Linked DNA regions of Homo sapiens: region 2 is linked to region 1. Evidence: chromatin loops called from intact Hi-C (ENCODE). Cell type or tissue: B cell. All regions are shown on one strand.

Region 1 (8,000 bases):
CTGTATAATCTAAGGATGAGTGAAATCTATGACAAAAATAGCACGAAGAATGAGACTACACAGAAGCAGATTGTTGCAAGGGCGAAGGATCAAAGAAGAAATCACAAGGGAAATTAGAAAATATTTTGAATTAAATGACAGTAAAAACCTAACAAATGAAAACTTGTGGGATGCAACCAAAGCAGTGACTGGGGAGAAATTTATAGCTTTAGTTGCTAACATTAGAAAATAAGAAAAATTTGAAATCAATAATCTGAGCATCTACTTTAAAAAGCTAGAAAAAGGGCCAGGCGCGGTGGCTCACGCCTGTAATCCCGGCACTTTGGGAGGTTGAGGCAGGTGGATCACGAGGTCAGGAGTTCAAGACCAGCCTGGCCAACATGGTAAAACCCCGTCTCTATCAAAAATACAAAACAATTAGCCGGGCATGGTGGCAGGCACCTGCAATCCCAGCTACTTGGGAGGCTGAGGCAGAGAACTGCTTGAACCTGGCAGGCTGAGGTTGCAGTGAGCCGAGATTGTGCCACTGCACTCCAGCTTGGGTGACAGAGCCAGCAAGACCCCGTCTAAAAAAAAAAGGCTAGAAAAAGACCAATTAAAACCAAACCAAAAAGAACAAAATAAAGCAGAAATGGATGAAGCAGAAAACAGAAAATTGAAGTGAAAAATAGACTAACATTATTGGGAATGAAAGAGATCAATGCTAGATATCCCACAGACATTAAAAAGAAAATACTCTGACAAGTTTTATGTCAATAAATTCAACAACTGGGTTTAAATGACTTCAAAACAGTCCTTGAAAGATACAATTTATCACAACTGACTCAAAATATCTGTTAAAAAACTGAATTAGTCACTCCTGTAATCCCAGCACTTTGAGAGGCCGAGGCAGGCAGATCACGAAGTCAAGAGATCGAGACCATCCTGGCCAGCATGGTGAAACCCCGTCTCTACTAAAAATACAAAAACTGGCGGGCATGGTGGCGTGTGCCTGTAGTCCCAGCTACTCGGGAGGCTGAGGCAGGAGAATCACTTGAACCCAGGAGATGGAGGTTGCAGTGAGCCAAGATCACGCTACTGCACTTCAGACTAGCAGCAGAGCAAGACTCCATCTCAAGAAAACAAAAACAAACAAACAAAAAACAAACAAAAAGAACTGAATTGGTAGTTTAAAATGTTCTCACAAAGAAAATGCCCAGCTTAAAACCGTAAATAACCTAAATGCTCAATTGGAGACTGTATAAACAAATAATACTTAGCAAAAGAAAACAAGAAAGAAATGAAGAACTACTGATACACACATGACTCAAATGCATGATGTTAAACACAAGATGTCAGACACAAAGACTATATATTATATGAGTCCATTTAGATGTCATTCAACAGACAAGACCAAGCCATAGTCAAGAATTCAGGATTGTGCTTGCAGGGGAGGAGGTAGTGACTAGAAAAAGGCAGAAAGGAATTTTTAGGCACAAGTTCTTTACTTTGGGGTATAAATTATATAGGTGTATGTGTTTATCCAAATCACTGTGCATTACCTTAAAATCTGTGCATTTCAGTGTAGGTGGGCCATGCCTTAAAAAATTACTATCGTAAATAAAAAGGAAATGTTTCTACAATCCCCTCTCAAAAGAGCCAACACGTTGTCTTCCCTTAATTAGAATGAATTCCAATTTGAAACTATTTTTTTACTTTAATTATCATATTTTTTCAGTACCTTTAAATGTGCCTTAGGCGGAGCATGCACTCTGGTAGGCTGAGGTGAGAGGATCACTTGAGCCCAGGAGTTCAAGACCAGCTTGGGCAACAAAGTGAACCCTGTTCCTACAAGAAATCAAAAAATTCGCCAGGGATGGTGGCACACGCTTGTGGTCCCAGCTACTTGGGAGGCTGAGGCAAGAGGACTGCTTGAGCCCAGGAGGTTGAAGCAGCAATGAGCCATGTTTGTGCCACTGCACTCCAGCCTGGGTGACAGTGAGTCCCTATCTCAAAAAAAAAAAAAAAAAAAAAAAATTACTTCAATCATTTTAACAGTATTTCACTATAGGAATGTACTGTTATTTTAGCATTACTCAGTGACAAATACTTAGCCCGTTTTATGGGTTTTCTCAATTAGAACAAATGAAACACACTTTATTAAAATAAAGCCAAGCTTTGCAAAGGAAGAATAATTAAAGGCTAAGTTTTTAGAAACCATCAACACAGTAAGAAAGTTCAGATAAAGGATATTTCTTTTACCCACGTAGATTCCCCAGGCACCGGAACACAATAGAAAGTCTGTCTTTCCAAAGTGGTATTTCGTGGAGAGTTTAAATCAAGTTCTTGTTGAGGCTGTGATATACATAAAAAGTGTTTTTAAAAATTTACTTTAAAAAACCCAAAATTTATTTTAAAATTAGCAACCACATTTTCACATTATAACACCACAGCAAATATTTTACAGATTAATTAACAAGTAACTAATTCCAAACTATTACTTTTTAAAAGAAAATGGATATAAAATCACTTCAAATACTGTCATCAAACACTTCCTCCCTCAAATCCAGAAAAATGGGACCTCTGGAGTGACTTATAATCTGGGTCTAGTTCTCTGCTTTGTGGATCTAGAACCTTACTTTTATGATGTTATCTAGGCCTTTTTATATTCTTAGAGTCTAACTCTTGGCTTATCCAAACCTTAGGAAACTGATTTATCAAACCCCAATATCAGTCCGTTAATTCACAACAGAAGTTGTTGCTCATTAAATATTCTAGTTCAGTAGGCAGATCTGGACAGAAAAATTGCCCTAATTTGGAAGGTTACTGCAAAGATTATATTAAACAAAAATGTAACTTCTGACAATTATTTAGAGTAATGAACTCATTTGAAAGATAGATTTGTGTAACCTTACACATGATGAACTTCAGGTCTGTTTTTCTTTTAGAGTGTTTCCATAAAATAAACACTGTGCCAAGCCTAATGGATCAACTGTATTAATGATTACAGTATCCCTTGTTTAAGGAGTCCTAACACATTAGGCTAATATATTACATTACTGTATACCATAAAAAGCTGTGTATTAATGTAACTCGGTAATCCCAGCATCTGGAAATGGGTCAATAAAATAGATGAGGCTGTCCATGTGTGACACTACCAAAGGCTAACAGAGAGTTGGTACACATGTTGCTCAAGAGTCATAAATAAAAGACTCATTCTAGGAGAAAGGTACCTTAGGCCTAGAAAGAAAGGCAAACAAAAAAATCCTTGCTTGTATGTATTAGGCTCAAATTTGATGTCTCCTGGGTCCTTTCCACTTCTTAGAGTTTTCTAAGTATATCTGAAAGAGAACATGCCTTTCCTAGGGAATAATATATGACTTTTGAATCTCATCTCCGAGCTACCTAGGAATGAATATTTCATTAAATTTCTGTATTATAGGCTGATTCTGACAGCTTTCTATGAAAGAAACAGTGAGATTACCATTGGCTTTGTCTTTGAAGGAATTAAAAAGGATTTAATTTTGCAACCTAGGGTTCTTTGTTTTACATATATTATATACAGATATTGGAGAGAGGAATTAATTTTGGCATTAACAGTATTTCCCCTTCAAAAGATCTTTAGAGGATTAAAAAAAAGTCACATCAAACTCCTAAATAAAACCAAATAAGGAAAACATTTCACATGATTTCTTGTAACTTATACACAAGATAAATAAATTTAAGATTAGCTAAACAAATTCTCTGTTTAGGAAAAAATTCTTACTAAAAATGTTTCATATATATTAAAGATACATACCCCACACTCTGCTACATCTCTATATTTTCCAAAATGAAGAACCTATGACCCCAAACATAGAAAAACAGAATTATATCAATATATCTGAACCAAAACTACCACCAACAGTAAAAGGACAAAATTAATACCACAAATTCATGAAAACAGCAATACTTACATGTGCTTTTGTGTTTTGGTTAACCGTTTCATAAACTCCCATGTAAAACTCAGGGTCAAACATATCCTGAATCATGCAACGAAATTTCACAAAACTATTAGGTTTCAAATAATGAAGGGGAACTTCGTTCAGTGATGGTACCTTAAAGGAAAATAATCAAGTCAGTCAACTAAATATCCTGTCTATACAACATTAAGCATATATACACAAACTTTATATCCAGACTCAAACTGTTACACACACACACACACACACACACACACACCCATGCCACATCAGAGAGCCAAATGATCTCAATGGTCAATATAATTGCTGGAACCCAAGTTCTCTTCCATTTCTTTCAAGTTTTAGATAACATTTGACCACAATGTAAAAGAATGCTAAAAAATGCTTTTCATTCAGAACACTTTTCAATGATCAAAAAGGCATTTACTTTGTTGAGCTCTTCTCTTAAAACTAGCACATGCCAATTCTTTTAAAATGAAGGTAATAAAACAAAGGTAACTGACACTCTTGCAACTAAAGATTTGTCTCAGGAAGTAACAGTCAGTTACTGCCACCTAGAGGCATAATGTATAAGTATTTACATGCTTAAACTTAATTAGCAAAAGACCAAAATCTTTTAATACAAATGTACTTGAAGCAGAAGTACATTAATTTACATATTTTTAAATTACATGTGGGTTACTTAGTTACTCTACTAAGAGAAACTGTATAGTCTGTCCAACCCTCTCCCTCGAAAATAGCAATAAGCTTACCCACTTAGGAGCATTATTTTCCTTCAGCTTTTCCTTAAAATACTCAATTACTTTCTTCTCCCAGTCAGGATTAACTCCATTTTGGGCTGAAAGAGAAATATACTTTTCAAAGCTAATGTACATGCAATATATAATAAAAGACTATGATCAGGTGAGTCACACAATAGTTTAGTCAGCAAAAAACAAACTAAAATTAGCTACTATGATAGAATGAATTTTTAGATAGGGTGTATTTTATGCTTCAGTGTGTCTGAAGTACTGCACAAGACACATTCAAGAAGCTGTACTGAGCAGGGGAAGGGGCAGTTACAAATCAGGAGGATGCTGACCTCCTGCAGGCTCTCTAGCACCCACAGTGTAGCTGGGGACACCTACAGAATGTGCTACAAGGCCACCTAGATTCAGCAGCATATGAAGCACTGCTTGTAAAGCATTCTGTTCTTTCAATACATTTTTATGTAGTTTTTTTATCTTTACAACTATCCTGAAATAAAGAGCCTAAGTTTTTTTGTTTATAACTTCATTTGGGAATAATTCCAGATTCAAAAAAGTTGGAAAGAACACCTGTATGCTTTGCCCCATTTGCTCCATCTCATATTTTTTCTGACTCATTTAAGTTGCAGTATCAGGTATTTTTGCCTACAAATATTTCAGCGTGTCTCCTAAGGAACAGTACTAACCATAGTACTGTTATCAACCTCAGGAAATTCAAAATTGGCACAATACTTTTTATTTAATCTACCATCTATATTCCTATTTATCATATGACCCAATACTATCCCCTCTATAGCACTTTTTTCCGTTCAGTTACAGGACCCAGCTTAGGATCACTTTTGCATTTAGCTATCAGATCTCTTTAATCTCCTTTCATATGGAATAGTTCTGCAAACTTTATATTTCATGACATTGCTATTTAAGAAGAATAAGGTCCTTTTTTAAAAATTGAATGCTTCTCAATCTGGATCTGTTGGTTCCCTTATGATCAGATTCCAATCAAGTATAACCGAACTGCTGTTTAAACAATGTTGTCAAACTACTGTATAAGTGATGTTTATCCTTCCAGATGTCTGAAAAGACATGATGTCCATCTTCCCTTCATTGGTGATGTTAATTTTGATCACCCAAAGTGACAGCCAATTACTCTACTGTGTAGTTACTATTTACTCCTTACAATTAACAAGCCATCTACAGCAGGCACTTATGGGAACTGGCCAAGACCAAAAAGTGAGCTATTGACGGAATACAGATTTATGTGAACTAAAACCACCAAACCACACAGCTGGCCAATCCTGCTGTTTATATTCATCACACAAGTGTTATGAAGATTTGGAGTAAAAAATAAAAAGTCTACACTTGTTATGGAGCTGCATCTGTTGAAAAGGACCATAAAATCCTAACACCATGTTTGAGCAGGACTTCCAAACACGTTTACTTAACTGGACAAGGGCCAGTTGTGAAAAAGAAGTAGGGATGGGGGACTCCTCAGGTGATACTAATGTGTAGGCGTTAAATCCACTAACAAACTAGTCCTCAAAGTTGGTTCCCTGACCAGCATCATTAGCATCATCTGAGTACTTGTTAGAAATGCAAATTATTCAGCCCAACCCCGAACCACAGAATCAGAAACTCTTAGGGGTGGGGCCTAGCAATTCATATTTTAAAAAGCCCTCTATGTGACTGACTATAATGCACATTGAAGTTTAAGAATCGCTGCTCTACTAGATACAGTGAATTGGGTAAAAGATAAGTGGGTATTTTCGCTTGTATTCAAAATGGATGTTTAAAGAAAAGACTATTACACAGCCACGACTGCCACACCAACTATTCTGCCTGCAATTGTGTAAAAGACGTGAGAATACCACATAACAAATAGTAAAGCTACATCAAGCAGTGACTGGGGAGCAGCAAGTTATTTCTAAGTTACTTGAATGTATATAAATGCAATTTTCTTTTTTCAGGCAGGGTGTTGTGTTGCTTTGTCACCCAGGATGGAGTACAGTGGTGTGATCCTGGCTCACTGCAACCTTAATTTCCTGGGCTCAAGTGATCCTCTGGCCTCAGTCTCCTGCGTAGCTGGGACCACAGGCACGGGCCACCACGCCTGGCTAATTTTTAAATCTTTTTGTAGAGATGGAGGTCTCCCTATGTTGTCCAGGTTGGTCTGGAACTCCTGGGCTCAAGTGATCGATCCTCCTGCCTCTGCACTTAAAATGAAAAAATCCTCTTGGCTGGGTGCGGTGGCTCACACCTGTAATTCCAGCACTTTGGGAGGCCAAGGCAGGCGGATCACCTGAGGTCAGGAGTTCGAGACAAGTCTGGTCAATATGATGAAACCCCTTTTCTACTAAAAATACAAAAATTAGCTAGGCGTGATGGTGTGCGCCTGTAATCCCAGCTACTTGGGAGGCTGAGGCAGGAGAATCGCTTGAACCTGGGAGGTGGAGGTTGCAGTGGGCCAAGATTGCCCCATTGCACTCCAGCCTGGGCGACTAGAGTGAATCTTCGTCCCCCCCCACACCACCTCCTCCACCACGCAAAAAGAAAAAATTATCAAGACACTGGATTCCTCCAGACTCCATGTGTGTCCTTAGGATCCAACTATGTATCCTTACCATATTGCTGCAATAAATCTTAGGAGGAGTACAACTATACAGTGAATCATATAAGTCCTAGTAAATCTTCAAGCATATGGGTGGTTATAGGACTCCCCAACACATTTGTATATCAATACTTCATTTCTTTTTATTCCTATTATTCCTCTGAATAACAACCAATTTGTTTATGTATTTGCTTGCTGAAGGACATTTAGATTGTCTTCAGGTTTGACAACTATAAACAAAACTATAAAACACGTGTCTGCAGGTTTTCATGTGAACATGAGCTTTCATTTCTCTAGAATGAGTATCTAGATATGACACAGTTGAGTACATGGTAAATGTATGATTAAGATTCTACCTGTCTTCCAGAGTGGCTGCACCATTTTGCTAAGAGATCCAGCTGTTCCCATCCTTGCCAGTACTTAGTACTATCACTATGTATTTTTAAATTTTAGCTGTTCTAATATGCAATATCATGGCTTAAATTTGCATTTCCCTAATGGCTAACAATGCTGAACTCTTCTCAGGGGGATATTTGCCATCCTTGTATCCTATCTGGTGAAATGTCTATTTAAGCCTACTTAAATCTTTTGCCCCTTTTAAAATTGAGTTTTTAAATTACTGCTGTGTTTTCTTATATATTCTGGATTCAAGTTCTTTTTCTGATACCGGATTTTCAAATATATTCTCCCAGTGTATAGCTTGTCTTT
Region 2 (8,000 bases), 410 kb before region 1:
TTGTATTTTTTTTTTTTTTTGAGATGTAGTTTTACTCTTGTTGCCCAGGCTGGAGTGCAGTGGTGCAATCTCAACTCAGTGCAACCTCTACCTCCCAAGTTCAAGTGATTCTGCTGCCTCAGCCTCCCAAGTAGCTGAGATTACAGGCACGTGCCACCACGCCCGGCTAATTTTTGTATCTTTGGTAGAAATGGGGTTTTGCCATGTTGACCAGGCTGGTCTCAGACTCCTGACCTCAAGTGATCTGCCCTCCTTGGCCTCCCTATGTGCTGGGATTACAGGCATGAGCCACCGGTTTCCACACCTTTGATCTGACTAGATCTTCCCACCTGCACAGAGAAGGGCAAGGCAGCATCTCTGTGCCCATTTAACAGATGACAAAACTGAGCCTCAGGGGAGCCATCCTGCCAAAGTCACCCAGCAGCATCAGTGGGGAGCTGAGGGCAGAAACTGGGTCTCCTCCCACCAGGCCCCAGAACCTGGCAGCCCCCAGTAGAGGGAGGGGAGAAACCGGGTCGCTGATGACCTGAAGAGAGGTCTGCATGGGATACTGCCCTGTGGAGGGGCGGTCGGAGGGCCCAGGCCTGCCGCCCCTCTCTGGATGTGCCCGGTGCCTCCCTTGGTCTAAGAACCAAGCCCACGCTGCTCCTCTGCTATCCTGACTGTCAGCCCCCACCGAGCCAGGGAGTCCACACGGCTCCAGCCTGGCGGGGTCTCGACACTGGCCCTTGCTGACATCTAGGCTGGAGGGATGGGGGTGGGGCCCTGGTGTCCATAGGCAGGGAAGGGAAGGGGACGTGTTCCTTCCTGTGGGGTAAGTTGTGGCCGCGACCCTGCCCAGGTGGGCTGTGGGAGGGACAAAGACCAAAGTGGAGCCTCAGCTCAGCGTCTCCCGCTCTGGGGGCTCAGTCCTGGGCTGTGAGCTGGGATTCATCTCCAGGCTCTGCCAGGTCAGACCAGATGTTTTCCCTTCTCGTTTCTCTAAAGTGAAAAACAACCAATCTCCAGAGACCAACAAGGCAGGCCGGGGAGCTGCTTCCCAAATCGTTTTATAATTTTTTCCCCTTAAGCAAATTGTTGCATAATGCCAGAAGAACCTCACATTTTTCCCATGAAGTAATCCCAGAACCAAGCCAAGATTCTCTGACCTCAGCGTTCCAGGAAGCCCATTCAGCCTTTGACTAGGCAGGTCGGTCAACGTCCAGCCGGGTCCAGGCATCCTATTGCATCTTTATGTTCCACTCCTGAAGAGTGGGCATTTTCCTGTGTCCTCCCACACCTGCACTCTCCCAAGGCTCTTGTGGTCACTCTGAGATGGCAGATTGGGGTCCCTGTTGTCCTTGGACAGATGAGAATGCCGAGAGCTCGTATGCCTTGCCCAAGGGCACACAGCAAGGCCGGGTGCCCATGCGGCTGTCCCAGGGACCCACTGACCCTGCTGTCCCCCTCAGGCCACATTAGGATCTCAGACCTGGGCTTGGCTGTGAAGATCCCCGAGGGAGACCTGATCCGCGGCCGGGTGGGCACTGTTGGCTACATGGGTGAGTGCTGGGCTGCCTGTGTCAATGCACCTTGAGACCCACCACCTGCTCACCGCCGGCCGAGCCCCCAGAGCCTGCCCGCAGAGCCTCTCGCCTCTTCATGCACTGCTGATCACACACAGAGTCACAGTCTCTGCAGGGCTGCTGGGGGGCGGCCTTAGCCAGGGGGAGGGGGAGCACAGGGGCCCCAGATGTGATGACTGCTCTGAGCTCTCTGCACTCCCAGGCCCCCAGCCCCACCTGTGTCCAAAGCCAAGCCACTCTTAGGGGTCGGGGCCTGGCATACAGCGCTGCTAGGGGAGGCCACATTGAAGCAGGGGTCTGGGAGGAGAGGCCTTTGAGAGGAAGGAGGTAATTCACAAGAGCCCGCAAATGAGAGGCGCGCACAGCTGCTGTGTCACCAAGCATGATTCCAGTAGAGAGCAGCCTTGGGCTCCTGCCACCTTTCCTCAGTCTGCTCTGAGACCAGCGTCCTGGGGGTTGCAGGGAAGAGACCCAGAGTTAAGTCCTGTGCCCTAGAATCCCCCGTCCAATTGGGGGCACGCCCTGGGCTTCCTCCTGTGCATTTCACACACCTACCCTCCTTCCCCTGAGAGGCGCGTGCCCGGGGAGCAGGCACGCTGCCGCCCTCTAGTCAGGCTGGTACTGACAGCAGCTGCACAGGAGGTGTGCCTTGTCTCTGGTGCTAGAGGGTCCTTTTCAGATTGCATGACATTTGGCAACCTGTGGAGTGTGTGTCTGTGTGTATGTGAGTGTGTGTGTGCCCACATGAATGCTGATCGATGATTGATAGGTAGGCGGGTGGGCGGGTGGATGGATGGTTGGATGGATGATGGATGATGGATGGGTGGATGATAGATCTGCCTACCTGTGTGTGCATTTGCCTGGGTCTCCTTTTGCAGAGTGTTCCATGCATCTGTCTGCCCCGGCTCTTGTGTGCAAACCAGCACATGTGTGGATGCATTTCCCTCCAGACATACGTGCTGATGCTGCAGAACTATCTTTTCTGTATTTCTATGGTAAATCTGTAATTCGGTTTATCAAAGTGGTACAGAAGACATAGCAAGAGATTGTTTGAATTACAGATAAATTTAAGATCATCTTTAATTTGGGTAGATACACCTTTATTCATTGAAACAAATATACTGATAGCACCTGTTCTGTGCCAGGTGTCATATTGTTACGGTAGTGAATAAAGTAGCTCATGTTCTAGGCGAGGGGACATCAAGAGTGCAGGACACCTCCATCCACGGTGGTCAGAGTTCTAAAGCTACAGTCAAAGTCCTTCGGGGGCACAGAGGAGAGTCATCAGGGCAAGCTCCCTGGAGGGGGTGGTATTCACAGCAGTTGGTGGGGTAAGAGTTGGTGGCGGCCATGAAACTCCAGGCCTTCTGTGAGCAGCGCCACCAGCTGTCTCCCTCCTCCTCACTCCTCTCTCCTCTCCTCTGCCCCCAGCTCCAGAGGTCCTGAACAACCAGAGGTACGGCCTGAGCCCCGACTACTGGGGCCTTGGCTGCCTCATCTATGAGATGATCGAGGGCCAGTCGCCGTTCCGCGGCCGCAAGGAGAAGGTGAAGCGGGAGGAGGTGGACCGCCGGGTCCTGGAGACGGAGGAGGTGTACTCCCACAAGTTCTCCGAGGAGGCCAAGTCCATCTGCAAGATGGTGAGCTCCTGGTGGCCAGATGCCACCCTCAAGCTGGTGGCTCCCCTCCCTGGGCCTGGCCCCAGTCTGTCCCCAGAACAGCAAACAGGCTGAAGGGACAGGGGTCTGAGCATGGGGGTGGGGGTTGCAGCCCACCAAGCTAGAGTTGAGGGCACTCCTTGCTGTGGACTGGGGTGGTCAGCGGAGACTTCCAGGAGAAAGCCTGGGTGGGGCAGGGACACCCAGGAACCAAGGGAAGAGGGGTGAGGGGAACAGTGTGGAACACCCTCACATCCAGCCTGTGGGGGGGTCCACACAGGGCGGAGAAGAGATGGTCTGAGCTGGTGCCCCAGACACAAAGCAACCTTGGGCCAAGCCCCGGCCCCTGCCCGTGGGCCTCCTGCTCCCTCCACCTCTGGATCCTAAGGTGTTGGTTTAAGACGAAGGGCTACAGGGGGTGGGGGCGACGATTTCAGTCTTTGAACATCTTATAACAAAGTTTTCCACCACTAGATGGACTGCTGGTCACGCCAGCCTGGCTCCTGCATGACAGGGTCTAGGGATAGTGAGGTCAGACCCACCCAAAAGCTGGGTGGGTGGGGCCAGATGGGGGGACTGGAAGCCAGATAAGGAGTGACAGGAGCCATTGGAAGTGGGGGATATGGGAGTGGAGTCCGCCCGTGCACCCCTGCCACTGGGCCGCCCCATGCCGGCCCTCAGGCCCTTCCCTGGGAACCAGGACTAGTGGCTGGCTTTGTGGGGAGATGGCCACTTCCTGCTGCTGCCTGGCTCTCAGCCCCCAAGTCCAGCCCATGCCCCCTTGGGGCCCTCCTCCTTATGGTCCCCAGCACAGCTGTGCTGGCACCCCCACTGCAAGCAGCTGCCCTCTAATGCCAGCCTCATAGGGACAGGAGGGGCCGGAGCACCCAGCTCCACAATTGCCAGCCCACAGACTTCCTCTCCTCTCCCTGGAGCCACAGATGTACCCCGTATCCCATGTACCCGGAGCCACAGATGGGCAAACCGAGCCTGGGAGGGGGGAGCCACACTTCCCACCCCTCTACATCTGCAGGCACTTTTGGGGCAGATTCAGCGTGTGCATTGACAACCCAGGCAACTCCCGGAGTTTAGGAAGCAGCAGTCCTGGGAGTTGATTAAAAGTCGCAATGCTTCTGCTCAGGAAGACCTGAGATCTGCGCCGCAAGCGGCCCCAGGAGGGTCTGGCTCGGCTCCTCACCCCAGAGGCCCCTCTCCTGCAGCCAGACACCTCTGCTTGGCCCCTTCCTGTCACCAACCTCATCCTCACATCACAGAGCTGTGGGAAGAAGTCCTGTGTGTACAGCAGACCCACACTCTAACCCCACAGCTGTTGGCCCGCCATGCAGCTGGGGCCTCAGAGAAAGCCACATGGTCATCGCAGCCAGGGCTAGGGTGGGGGGACCGGAGGAGCAGTGCAGCACTGGTCGGGTAAATGGAAATGTGGGTGTGAGCCATACTTGGCTGTCTCATTGGGAGATATCTGTCAGGTGCGACAAAACGAGACAAGGGAAAGAAGAAGGGGTCAGACAGCCGTGGGCAGAGCATCACCAAATGTCCCAGGTCAGGGCCAGGCAATCAGAGAAGCAGGTCTTGAGAGATCTCAGCAGGGATATGGGACGTACTAAGAGGATGACGAGGCGGAGAGGGCCCCAGTCCCACCCCCAGACCCCAGACACCCACCTTGGCCCCTGGCTTTGGAGCTGGGATCTCCTGCTGCAGCCTGGACCAGGGTGCTGCTGTCCCTCTGCTGCCCCCTGGTGGACACTGAGAGAAAGCCTGCTGCTCCCGGAGGACCTGTCCCGTGGGTACAAAACCACTGTCCTCTGGAAGCCTCTGGCCTTGCTGCGGCTTCCCTTACAAATGATCTTTGGTCTTGGGAGTCTAGTCTTAGGCCTCCTTCACGCCCTTGACTGCAGCATCTCCGGCATCTAGGCCTACCTTGTCCCCTCCAGCTGGTGGCAGCTCAGGACACTGCAGAGCCTGACTTGCCAGGAGACCTCGCAGGTCCTGGGTTCACAGGGCTATTTCTAGGCTCTGGTGGCTCCAGCCCTGCCTGCCTAAGAGGGTCCCTCCACAATCAGTGAGGAAGCCAGTCTCTGGCCCCCAGGTCTGTCCCCCATTCTACCTTAGCAGCCGCAGAACCCACTCCCCCTCCTCTGGAGCCCAGAAATTCACACATCTCACCACTTTGTCTCCTGAGCCCAGTCCATGGGCCCAGACCTCAGCCTCCATCTTCCCCAAACCCCTGCTCAGTCCCAGCACTGGGCCTTAGCCCCCCTCCAGCTCCCTCTTGCCTTTCAGCCGTCTTGGTCTCACTTGTCCTTCCAGCCCATCTGTACCCCTCCTCCAGGAAGCCCGCTCTGCCTGCCCCACCCATCCCAGCTCACACCTTCTCTTCCTCTCACTTCTCCTGGTGTCCACCTGATAGCATGATTGCAAACTCTTTACCTGACGATGTGGCTGCAAACTGTTGACTGGATGCCAGGGTTTCAAATGGCAGCATATAGGCGGGTGTTCAACCTGCACACGGTTTTTCAAAAGAAGTAAATGGTAGGTTCATTGCCAAGATTTAGAAATGAGGAGATTTCATGTAATAACCTGGATTTTCTGGCTTCTCTTGAAAAGCAGAAGCCCCAGGCCCTGGCTGCCGTCCCACCTGGCAGGAGCTGACACATAGCCCGGCCCGGCCCACCCAGCCCACCCCTCGCCTTTCTCATCCTCGTTTGTGCCACCTTCCTGGCCAGCTGCTGCAGCCCCTGCAGAAGGAGACTTGCCTCTGAGGGACTGCTTAGAACAGTGCAGCACCTGGGCCCAGCCCAACCCAGTGCCTTGAGCCTTTGTTGAACAGTGAAGCCCCCAGAGAGAGAAGCAGAGGCATGAGTGCCAGACCCTGAGCCGCCAGCCTGGTGGTCCGTGGGGGCGTTAAGGGGCAACACTGAGCGACTGAGTGCTCTGCTTTGTCCTTTCAAGGGTGGAACCTGGTGCTGGCCCTGATGCCACCTTCGATTCCTTTGTTTGGGGGGCAGCCCCCTCCAGACCCTGAGCCCCAAGAGGCCAGTCTGGCTGCTCACTCTCCCCGGCGTCCCCAGCCGGTGCAGTGCCTGCCCCACAAGGACCAGCAGGAAGTGTACATGGGATGAATATGAGCAAAGCGCACAGGGCATTGGGAAAAGACAAGGCTGGGCCCCTACCCCAAGCAGTCTGCTCCTCTGGATTTTAGCCTCAAAGCAGACACTTAGTAGACACCAACTGCGTACAGCTGCAGCGCTCAGTAAGGCAGAGGAGAAGAGAGAATCACGAGGCTGGGGCACTGGGAGTGCAGGTCAGGGGCCGGGGCCCTGTGGTCGTGTGGCTGGCCATGGCTAGTCAAGGCCCCCTGCGCAGGTCTAGCCCTCTGGCCTCATTCATAGCCTCATCCCGTCTCACCTGGGTGTCTGCTCCCAAAGACTCTTCCTCTCCTAGTAACCTTCCTGCCTCGTGGTTCTGATGAAGACACTCTCCTACCTCAACCATCCCTGGCTCCTTCTACCTCCAGATGAAAATCCCGCCACCTGACCTGGCCTTCAGGATCCTCTATCATCTCTCCCTGACCAGCCCCCTCCCCTTGACCCATCTCTGCACCCTCCTCCCGCTTTCTAAGTCAAACGTGTTTTGGGTGTTCCCCAGACTCACCCTGCACGTCCTGCCACTCTGCTTTGCTGGTGCAGTTCCCTCTACCTGTATACCCCTCCCCCTACCCACACCTTGAAAGCCTATTTGTCCTGCAAGACTCAACTTAAATACCTCTTCCCCGTGCAGCTCCCTGACCTCCAGCTGGCAGCCAGTCATGCCCCCTGCCCCCGGGGTGCCCGATCTGTATCACCTTGATGCGTCCTCTGAGCATGATTAGCCCCCCATGAGTCTGAGCACTCCTAGAGGCCAAGTGCCTCGGTGGTGCCTTCTCTGTCAGGAAGGGGCTTGCACCCAGGAGGTACAACTCTGCAAATTAGCTGAGTATGTGCACGAGACAGAGCTATTGATGCAGTCCTTGCCTTTTGTTGCTTACCCTACACAGAAGAGGTGACAGTGACTCGACACCCATTAATGAGTGCCCACCATAACCCAGGAACGAGGTCTGTAATCCTGAGAGAAACAAGATTCCTGCTCTCCTGTCCCATCAGGCATCTAGCCAGGCTGTGAGTGTGTGAGCACAGATGCACGCCAAGACTCAGAGGCAGCCCTGAAGCAAGACCTTTGCAGGGTGGGGCAGCGTGTCTTGGGTTCCTAGGCATGGTGCAGACACTGTGGAGGCAGGAGGTCCGGACAGGAGGAGAGGCCCAGGGGACGTGGCTTCATGGGGCTCTCTGTTTCAGCTGCTCACGAAAGATGCGAAGCAGAGGCTGGGCTGCCAGGAGGAGGGGGCTGCAGAGGTCAAGAGACACCCCTTCTTCAGGAACATGAACTTCAAGCGCTTAGAAGCCGGGATGTTGGACCCTCCCTTCGTTCCAGACGTGAGTAGCCTCCCCCAGCCCCCAGCAGCTCCCTTCACAGGGTACCCAGGGCTGCCCCCGAGTGCTGCCTCACAGTGAGCTGGTGCAGAGTGTGGGGCACATCGTGTCTTTGTGGGGACCAGGGTCCCCTCCCGGCCACTCCTCACCTAAGCTGCAGATGAACTTCACGCCAGGCAGTGCAGAAGAGGCGTGGGCCAGGGAGCCCACATTGGCTGTCCAGAGACTTGGGCACTTTCCCAGGTCTGGGGGTCCTGGACAGATTCCTTCTAAGCGTCAGTTTCCTCCCT

The links. Hi-C counts contacts between places; a loop is a spot of excess contacts. Peaks named below come from ENCODE experiments on the same cell type or tissue, not always from the same donor. Only the 100,000 strongest peaks of a DNase experiment are listed, where the experiment ranks them.
Region 2: it touches region 1 in a loop (16-fold over the local background); 2 of 110 quality-filtered maps call a loop at or near these places.

What each region holds. Positions count from the first base shown.
Region 1 is chr10:119,855,106-119,863,105 of GRCh38, forward strand. It overlaps MCMBP (minichromosome maintenance complex binding protein), which reads right to left. Exons shown (of 16, transcript NM_001256378.2): 2 at 4,694-4,779; 3 at 3,936-4,076; 4 at 3,779-3,820; 5 at 2,233-2,334. Among named protein-coding and RNA genes, the nearest start is that of MCMBP, 14 kb to the right of the region's middle. RefSeq lists an enhancer at 2,687-2,856. In B cell, CTCF peaks have their summits at 4,498 (motif pointing left) and 4,703; a DNase peak (open chromatin) is centred at 4,486; H3K27ac peaks cover 845 bases.
Region 2 is chr10:119,440,548-119,448,547 of GRCh38, forward strand. It overlaps GRK5 (G protein-coupled receptor kinase 5), which reads left to right. Exons shown (of 16, transcript NM_005308.3): 11 at 1,452-1,541; 12 at 2,997-3,205; 13 at 7,576-7,713. Among named protein-coding and RNA genes, the nearest start is that of MIR4681, 67 kb to the left of the region's middle. RefSeq lists an enhancer at 3,532-4,322. In B cell, CTCF peaks have their summits at 4,998 (motif pointing left) and 5,200 (motif pointing right); DNase peaks (open chromatin) are centred at 1,945 and 4,974.